Linked DNA regions of Homo sapiens: region 2 is linked to region 1. The links are chromatin loops, found by intact Hi-C in ENCODE. Cell type or tissue: PC-9. All regions are shown on one strand.

Region 1 (4,000 bases):
TACTAAAAAATACAAAAAATTAGCCAGGCGTGGTGGCGGGTGCCTGTAGTCCCAGCTACTCAGGAGGCTGAGGTAGGAGAATGGCGTGAACCCAAAAGGCGGAGCTTGCAGTGAGCCAAGATTGTGCCACTGCACTCCAGCCTGGGCGACAGAGCGAGACTCTGTCTCAAAAAAACAGATAATTTATCTACATACTGTATGACTTTACTTTAAAAAATGTTTGTATCCTTGTAGTAAGACTGTTATTTTTTTTAATCCTACATCACATCATGCATTCCTGAGTGTGAGCTACCAGTGTTTTTGTCTAGGGCTAGATTACTAGAGCTAAAATATCGGGAGAATTAATGAGAAAAAAAGGCTTAACCACTGAGGCTCTGTCAATATCAGTTTTTGTGGCAGGCTATGTTTACTTTCTTCAAGGAAAAATGTCAGGCAAAATTTTATCACTACAAATACAAAAGAGAAGAACATTAAAAAAATCTGATCATTATAGAAATCATAGTCAGTGCAGAATGTTTCCTGCAGAATCCAAGTGTTTAGTGAATGTTGGTGGAAAATATGAAGTGTGTCATGTGATTGGAAAGTCATTTACCATATTCATTTTTCTTTTAGGAAAAAAAGTAAATTAGATTTTGTATGAGAATAAACCTTACTGAGACTTGTTAATTTTGCTCTGAAATTTACTGTTTGATATTAATCTGGCCAGTCTAGCTTTCTTTTAGATTAATGTTACCATGATACTTCGTTTTTTATCCTTTTACTTTTCATATATCTGTGTCTTTAAGTCTAAAACGAGTTTCATATAGACAGTATCAGTATGTAGTCTGGTCCTTTTTTATCTGCTGTGACAATCTTTGCCATTTAATTGCAGTCTTTACACCATTTATATGTAATGGAATTATCATTAATTTACATGGGATTATAATTTACATTTAATGACCACTATCCTTTTATTTGCATTCAGTTCATCCTCTTGTTCCCTTTTTCCTTCTGTTGGGATGAGTATTTTTAATTACTTCATTTTATTATGTTTGGTTGTATTAGTTTCTAATATGATTAGCTGTATTAGTTTCTAAGGCTGCCATAACAGATTAACATAGAGTGTCTCAAAACAACAGAAATGTATTCATACACAGTTCTGAAAGCTAGAAGTCCACAATTAAGGCCTTGGCAGGGTCATGCTTCCTTTGAAGGCTCTTGGCAAGAATCTTTCCTTGCATTTTCCTACGTTGTGTTAGTTGCCGCTAATCCTCTATGTTCATTGGCTTGTGGCTGCATCTCTCCAGTTTCCGCCTCTGTGTTCACATGGCCATCTTCCCTCTGTGTGTGCCTGCCATTTCCAAATCTTTCTTTCCTTATAAAAATAGCAATCATTGGATTTAGGGGCTACCCTAATCCAATATTGGCCTCATGTTACTTCATTACATTTGCAAAGACCTTATTTCCAAATAACGTCACATTCACGTAGACCTGGAGTAAAGGCTTCGAGATATTGTTTTGGGGAACACAATACGACCCGCAGCATTAGTTTTACCTCTTCGTGTTTTGTTTTGTTTTGTTTGTGGTTGATCTAGGGCTTGTAATGTAAATCTTTAATCAATCAGTCTACTTTCCAACAATATTATACCACATCACATATGGTGTAAGAACCTTACAACAGTTTACTTGTATTTCCCCTCATTTTGCCAAGCATAAAATACTATTGCTTTAAGCTACTGTAGCATCTCCCATATCTGTCCCCTCCTCTGTATTCCTACTACTACTGACTAAGGTGAGCTCCTTGTTATTTCTTGCCTTTTGTCTTGAGTAGTCTGGAGTTTCACCAGTTTACCTTAGCGATCTTGCCCTTACCTATCTACCTTCCTTTCTCACTTAGGTATCGTGTTTATGTCTCCAGATATGCCTGTGTATGTTACATCTCTGTACTTTGCTCACACTGAACTTGAACACCCTCCCCTCCACTTATCTTTCAAACAGTTATTTCCCTTTCAAAACCAAGACAAGTCTTGCCTTCTTTGAATCACTCAATGCAGTCAGCTGTGGTCTCCCTCTGTGCCCTGCTATGGATGACACACAATCTCAGTCCCAATCCCAGGTCCTGTTACGTTTTACTGGATAATTTGTCTATCCTCTTCCTCCCAAGGGGATAGGAACCTTGTGAGAGTCATCTCCTAGCATCTAGGATGTCACCAGACTGATAATCACTGTTCCATGAATGTACACTAAATGAAGTTATCAATGAATCAGTAAGTTGAGTGCTGGTTTCACTAGTCCTTACTGTTTACTGAGAGTTGTTTATAAATGACTAAATGTTCCCTTGGTAGGTGTTGTGATGAATCCTACCTACCCTGGGTAAGTTCCTTGACTATTCATTGTTAACTTCATCGAAAGTTACTTGAGAATCAAGAGTCATTTTGACAGCTTCAAATATTGACAGAAGGCTGTGGACATATTTTCCAGATGCCTTAAAAAAATAGGATGATTTCCTCATTGAAGTAGAAAATAACCCTTGATACCACCAGTTCAACTCAAATATTTACTTGGGCAAATAATTATTTGCAAGCAAAGAAACCATCTTACGGCTTTTTATTCTGACACATTAAAGCACTTACCATGAGAAAACCATACAAACATCTTTTAGATAATTTTGACCAGAAACATTGGAAGGACATTCATGACATATCCTGGCTGCTTAGAGGTTTGCAAAACATGCTGCTCCACTCTTTTTTTCTTAGGCCTGTACACAGATCCCAAGTCATTTTTTAAATGTGGAAATGTTTAAAGGGTTGTAGTGTTTTCTGATTACAGAAACCATACGAATTGTAGCTGTAATTGTGGGGCTAGAGCCTGAGGGAGCTTTTCGCTGATTCTTGTTCGGGGGGATTTCCTTGAAGTCGACAGTGGAAGAACATTATAAAGCAAAAACTACAGCTCCTTACACTTCTCCTTAGCTGTGAAAATAAAGACCAAAAAATTTACTGAGATGATGGTGAAGGCCACCAAACCTCACAGGGCTGAGTCAGCTGGTGCCTATGAGGGCGCCCCTCCTTGACACTTCCTTCCTTTTGGCAGGAAGGAGAGGGGCAGAAAGTCATCTCCTGCCGCCTCCCTCCCCTCAGAAAATGATTTATAATGTTTGAGAGATCTACTGTGAGCAAAGTTCAACACACATGCCTAAAGGACACGTCCTCTAACAAATGAGGACTTAGCAAGCTGCCTACCAGGCACCAAGCTGTGTGTACCACACAGGTATTTCTCACTTAATCTTTACAACAACCCATTAAGATAGGTGATCTGGTGTCCTGAGTGGTGGCCCTCTCTCATGCATATCTGTATCCCAATCCCTGGAACCTGTAAATATTGCCTTATTTGGAAAAAAAGGGTCTTGAGGTGACCCTATCCTGGACTATCTGCATGGGCCCTAAATGCCATCTCATGGACTTTCGAAAAGGTGAGGTTGAGATGGGAGTGATGCTGACAAGGCAGGGCGGCTGGAGGAGGTGGGAGCTGGATTCCCTCCTAGCGCCTACCGAATACGTTTCGGCAAGTTTTTTTTTTTTTGAAGCAGGCTCTCTCTCTGTTGCCCAGGCTGGAGTGTAGTGGCGCAATCACAGCTCAGTCACTGCAGCCTCCGCCTCCCGGGCTCAAGCAATCTTCCTGCCTCAGCCTCCTGAGTAGCTGGGACCACAAGTGCACTACCACACCCAGCTAATTTTTGTATTTTTTGGTAGAGATGGGGTTTTGCCATGTTGACAGGCTGGTTTCAAACTCCTGGGCTCAAGTGACCCGCCTGTCTTGACCTCCCAGAGTGCTGGGATTACAGGCATGAGCCACCGTGCCGGGCCACTTTCTGTAATTTTAAGCTACCAAGTTTATGGCAGTTTTTTTTTTTTTTTTTTACAATAACCACAGGAAGTCCATGCAGGTGCCATTATTGCCTCATTTTACAGAGGGGGAAACTGAGGCTTAGAGAGATGGATTAAGGTGCTCAAGTTTGTAA
Region 2 (4,000 bases), 110 kb after region 1:
GAACCCTGACGTTCCCTTCAGCTCTGGCATTTTGTTGAGAGCTGTTTCAGAGAGAGCTAATCGGTGGTGCCAATAAGTGTGCCCCTTCGTGAGGAACTGATGGTAGATTGGAGACTCTAGGGACTCTGCAAATGGATGAGGCCTGAGAGGCTGCTGGTCCGGTGATTTTCAAACAAGTTGGAACATCACATCTTGTTTGAGATGATATTCAAATGATATTTCACCAGAGTTACTCTGATTGAAGGGAAGAAAATAGGGTACTCACCTTCTTCCTCCTCCTCCACCAGCCATGAGGAGACTCTGTGGAGCAGAGTTTGAAAGTCAAGGATGTAGGCTGGGTGTAGGGCCTCACACCTGTGTCCCAGTACTTTGAGAGGCGGAAGCAGAAGATCCCTTGAGGCCAGAAGTTCAAGACCATCCTGGGCAACAGAACAAGACCTTGTCTCTATAAAGAGTAAAAATAAATATAATTTAAAAATTAAAAATAAAAATTAGCCGGGCATGGTGGCACACATGCTGCACTTTGGTCCCAACTACTCAGGAGGCTGATGTGGGAGGATTACCTGAGCCCAGGAGTTTGAGGCTGCAGTGAGCCAAGATTGCACTCCAGCCTGGGTAGCAGAGTGAGACTCCGTCACAAAAAAAAGAAGTCACTAATGTGATTGTTATCACACTGTGCTGGGGTCCGTGCACCCCATGCAGCAAAGCCAAATGCTGATGTTGGGTTAACAGCAGGAGAAACTGAGGCGTTTATTGCCAAGCAAGGAGAATTGAGCAGCTCGTGCTGATGACTTGAACTGGCAGATAGCTTACAGCTATCCATTATTTAAAGGCGGGAAGGTGGAGGTTACAGTCGAAGTCATTCAGTACCTGGGGGCCACATGTTGGTTTGACCCAAACAGGTAGGACATCCCAAAGCTGGGGAGGCGGTGTGCCACAGTCATGGCTGGATTCAAAGATCTTCTGATTTGTGATTAGTTAAGGAGGCGAAGCTTTGTCTAAGAATTAGGGATCAACAAAAAAAAAAACAATGTTAGCTCTGGCTTTTGGGTACAAAAGCATCGAAGGGAGATGGAAGAATGTAGAACAAAGAACAGCAGTCAGAGTGCTGTCTTCTGCTCCCCCCATCCAAGGGCTGTGTGCCAGTGGGTCCGTTTGGTGGGGGTCCAGTTTTCTGAAACAACTCAAGGGCATGTGTTTAGATGTTATCTTTAATTTCTACAGAAAGCAAAACATCTCCTAACTTCCTTGCTGTTGTTTTAACTTACTGATACCTTCTTCCTTGTCAAGTTGCTCATTTAATTCTCAAGGCTACCTAGGTGCCTGGAATTTTCCTTGAAGGAACTCAAGATTTTCCTTTATTTCCATGTTAGGGGGTGCTCCTGCCCGGGGACCCTCTGAAAATTCTGTCCCATGGTCCATCCCCTTCATTTTCATGCATAAAAACCACGGCTCAGGGAATATGGCTACTATGTAGGGTCTTTGGGGTTATAAAGGATAAAACCGGCCGGGCGCGATGGCTCACGCCTGTAATCCCAGCACTTTGGGAAGCCGAGGCGGGCGGATCACGAGGTCAGGAGATCAAGACCATCCTGGCTAACACGGTGAAAACCTGTCTCTACTAAAAAATATATATATATAATAACAATACAAAAAATTAGCCGGGTGTGGTGGCGGGCGCCTGTAGTCCCAGCTACTCGGGAGGCTGAGGCAGAAGAATGGCATGAACCCGGGAGGCAGAACTTGCAGTGAGCCGAGATCGCACCACTGCACTCCAGCCTGGGCAACAGAGCAAGACGCTGTCTTAAAAATAAATTAATTAATTAATTAATTAAAGGATAAAACCAACCCACTCAGGTAGAAGGGGGAATTAGCAAAAGAAATCTAGAGTATCGTGAAACGCAAGGGTGGGAATGCCTTGGAGCCATAAGAATACTGAGAACCCAAGATTCTCTTTCTGTATCTCACCTCTTCTTTCTCCATACTGCCTTCATTTGTTTCTTTTCCACAACACGTTAGACTTTCTTTGCATTGCAGAAAACATGGCCCTAGACGATTCTACAGCTTCGCCTCTTGCAGCTGCATGTCTTCTACTGTGTCAGTCACAAATCCAAAAATTCTGGGAAAGGGATTCATCGACTCAGTGTGGGTCACATGCCACCCTGGACCAATGGACTGTGACTGGAGGGCAGATATGGGGTGGGGTGGGAGGTGGGAGACATTTTCAGGAACAAGGAATAGTGAGAAGCAGACAAAACTGTAGGTAATGCAACACTGCCATGAAACGTGAGCCAGGGTTGTGCAGGAAGTGTGTTCAGGAGGAGGATGCAGCCAGGCTCCTGCCTTCTACTTCGATGCTCCTTTCCTTCAACCACCTTGCACATCCGTGAAATTACTCAAGAGGGACAGTGGCTGAGCTTATGTCCAAAAGTTGGATATGACTCATCAGTTCCTTTTGAACACGTCAACCTGCTCCTGGCCTGGCTGGTCTCCAAAAACAGCCAAGGGTAAAGAAAAAAACTTGATTGAGTGACATTTGTCCAATTCAGCCACCCAGTGCATTAATCACCCTTTTTATTTAGAAGCTGTAAAACAGCACAACAGGTTCCAGGCGTAAATGGTGTTGATGTGGAAGAGATTGAGTGATGGTGGTACCCGCAGGAAGCAAGTCCTTTGAATGGGCTCACGGGGAGATTGTGGAACAAGTGGCTCAGGAAGGTGGAGCTGTTTGATCAGGGCCTAGGAACTAGACAAGGCCCTCCAGAATGCATTTTGAGCCATTGGCCTTAAACAACCTTCCCCTGCGGCAGCTTTTTCTGCAGGCCACGTTGCTGCCTTGGCAGACCCTCACCCCTTACCCCTGGAGCTTTTCTTTCACGAGGAATTCCTACTGCGAGAATAAACAAAGGTAGTTGGCAGCATGCTAACAATGCCTCCAGGTTCTTAGCCTCTGTCCTGAGAAGAGCCAGCCAGGCAACCTGGCTTTCATTCAGCAAGGGAAGAGAAAAGCAAGGTACCTTTTATCCCTGAATCATCGCCACAAGGCCCTCTCAGGTCAGGAAACTGATGTGTCTCCTGCTTGGTTTGTAAACCATGTGGATGATACCCAGAATATCAGGTCCTCTCTCTCTCTTCCGTCCAAACGAAAGCACTTAGATGTCACATGCCCACCTTGTAAGTCCTCATGGGATTTGGGATCCTCATCCTGTGCACAGACCTTGACTCATGGGCTCTACAACATTGGCTGTCTTCCTGTTTAATTTCCCTTTCTACTGACAGTTTTGCCAATTCAGTGATGGCTTTAGCGCCATGGCTCAGCGGCACCCAAGCAGCTTGAGACATCCGTGGTTTGGGGGTCATCTTAGTTATTTCATGGAATGAAAAGTTTTACATCCAAGATACTCGGCCCCCAGTCATTTCTTTTCTGTATCAATTTAGTCTCTCTTTAGTTTTGGTGCATGTGGTTGACTTGTGGTAGTCTAAGGTGTTGACGGACTGGCCCAGAGAGAGATCTCAAAGCTAGTGAGAATGTGTCCAGGTTCTTGTTTGATTTTGTTTTGGTTTGATTTTGATTGTGGTCGAGATAAGAGGCTTTTCCAGGTGAAAATCTCGTAGGCCTGGCATCATACCTGTAATTAATGTTTATCTTCTGCTTTATACTCTCAGATTAAAGACAGCAATGGTATAACAGCAAGGCTGGAAAGAATAAAGTTTACTCCTGTTTTATCTCTCTCTCCAAACACCGTAGTGTTCCAGAGACAGATACTGATAGTCTCTTGTGCTCATGAACTCCTAGTAGCTCCTGATAAGTACATTTCTCAGAGAATCAGCTCTGAGCCCATTTGTGGGGAACAAGTGTATGGGAAAGTCGTCGATTCTGCAGGTGTTGGGAACAGTTCTGTAATGGGATAGCAGATCCCTCTTCTGCTGGCGGATGGAGGAAGGATACCCTTGCCGGTGGACAGTTGCCTCCTAATCAGGAATTATGCCTCATGCTCAG

The links. A loop is a pair of places that touch in the nucleus more often than their neighbours do. Peaks named below come from ENCODE experiments on the same cell type or tissue, not always from the same donor. Only the 100,000 strongest peaks of a DNase experiment are listed, where the experiment ranks them.
Region 2: a loop joins it to region 1, with 4 times the contacts of the local background. A loop is called at or near these places in 1 of 110 quality-filtered maps.

What each region holds. Positions count from the first base shown.
Region 1 is chr17:66,545,261-66,549,260 of GRCh38, forward strand. The region is part of intron 3 of PRKCA (protein kinase C alpha); the gene reads left to right. Among named protein-coding and RNA genes, the nearest start is that of PRKCA-AS1, 130 kb to the left of the region's middle. RefSeq lists a silencer at 3,577-3,759. In PC-9, no CTCF peak of the experiment used is centred here; a DNase peak (open chromatin) is centred at 2,411; H3K27ac peaks cover 1,229 bases.
Region 2 is chr17:66,659,103-66,663,102 of GRCh38, forward strand. The region is part of intron 5 of PRKCA (protein kinase C alpha); the gene reads left to right. Among named protein-coding and RNA genes, the nearest start is that of MIR634, 130 kb to the right of the region's middle. In PC-9, no CTCF peak of the experiment used is centred here; a DNase peak (open chromatin) is centred at 2,469; H3K27ac peaks cover 819 bases.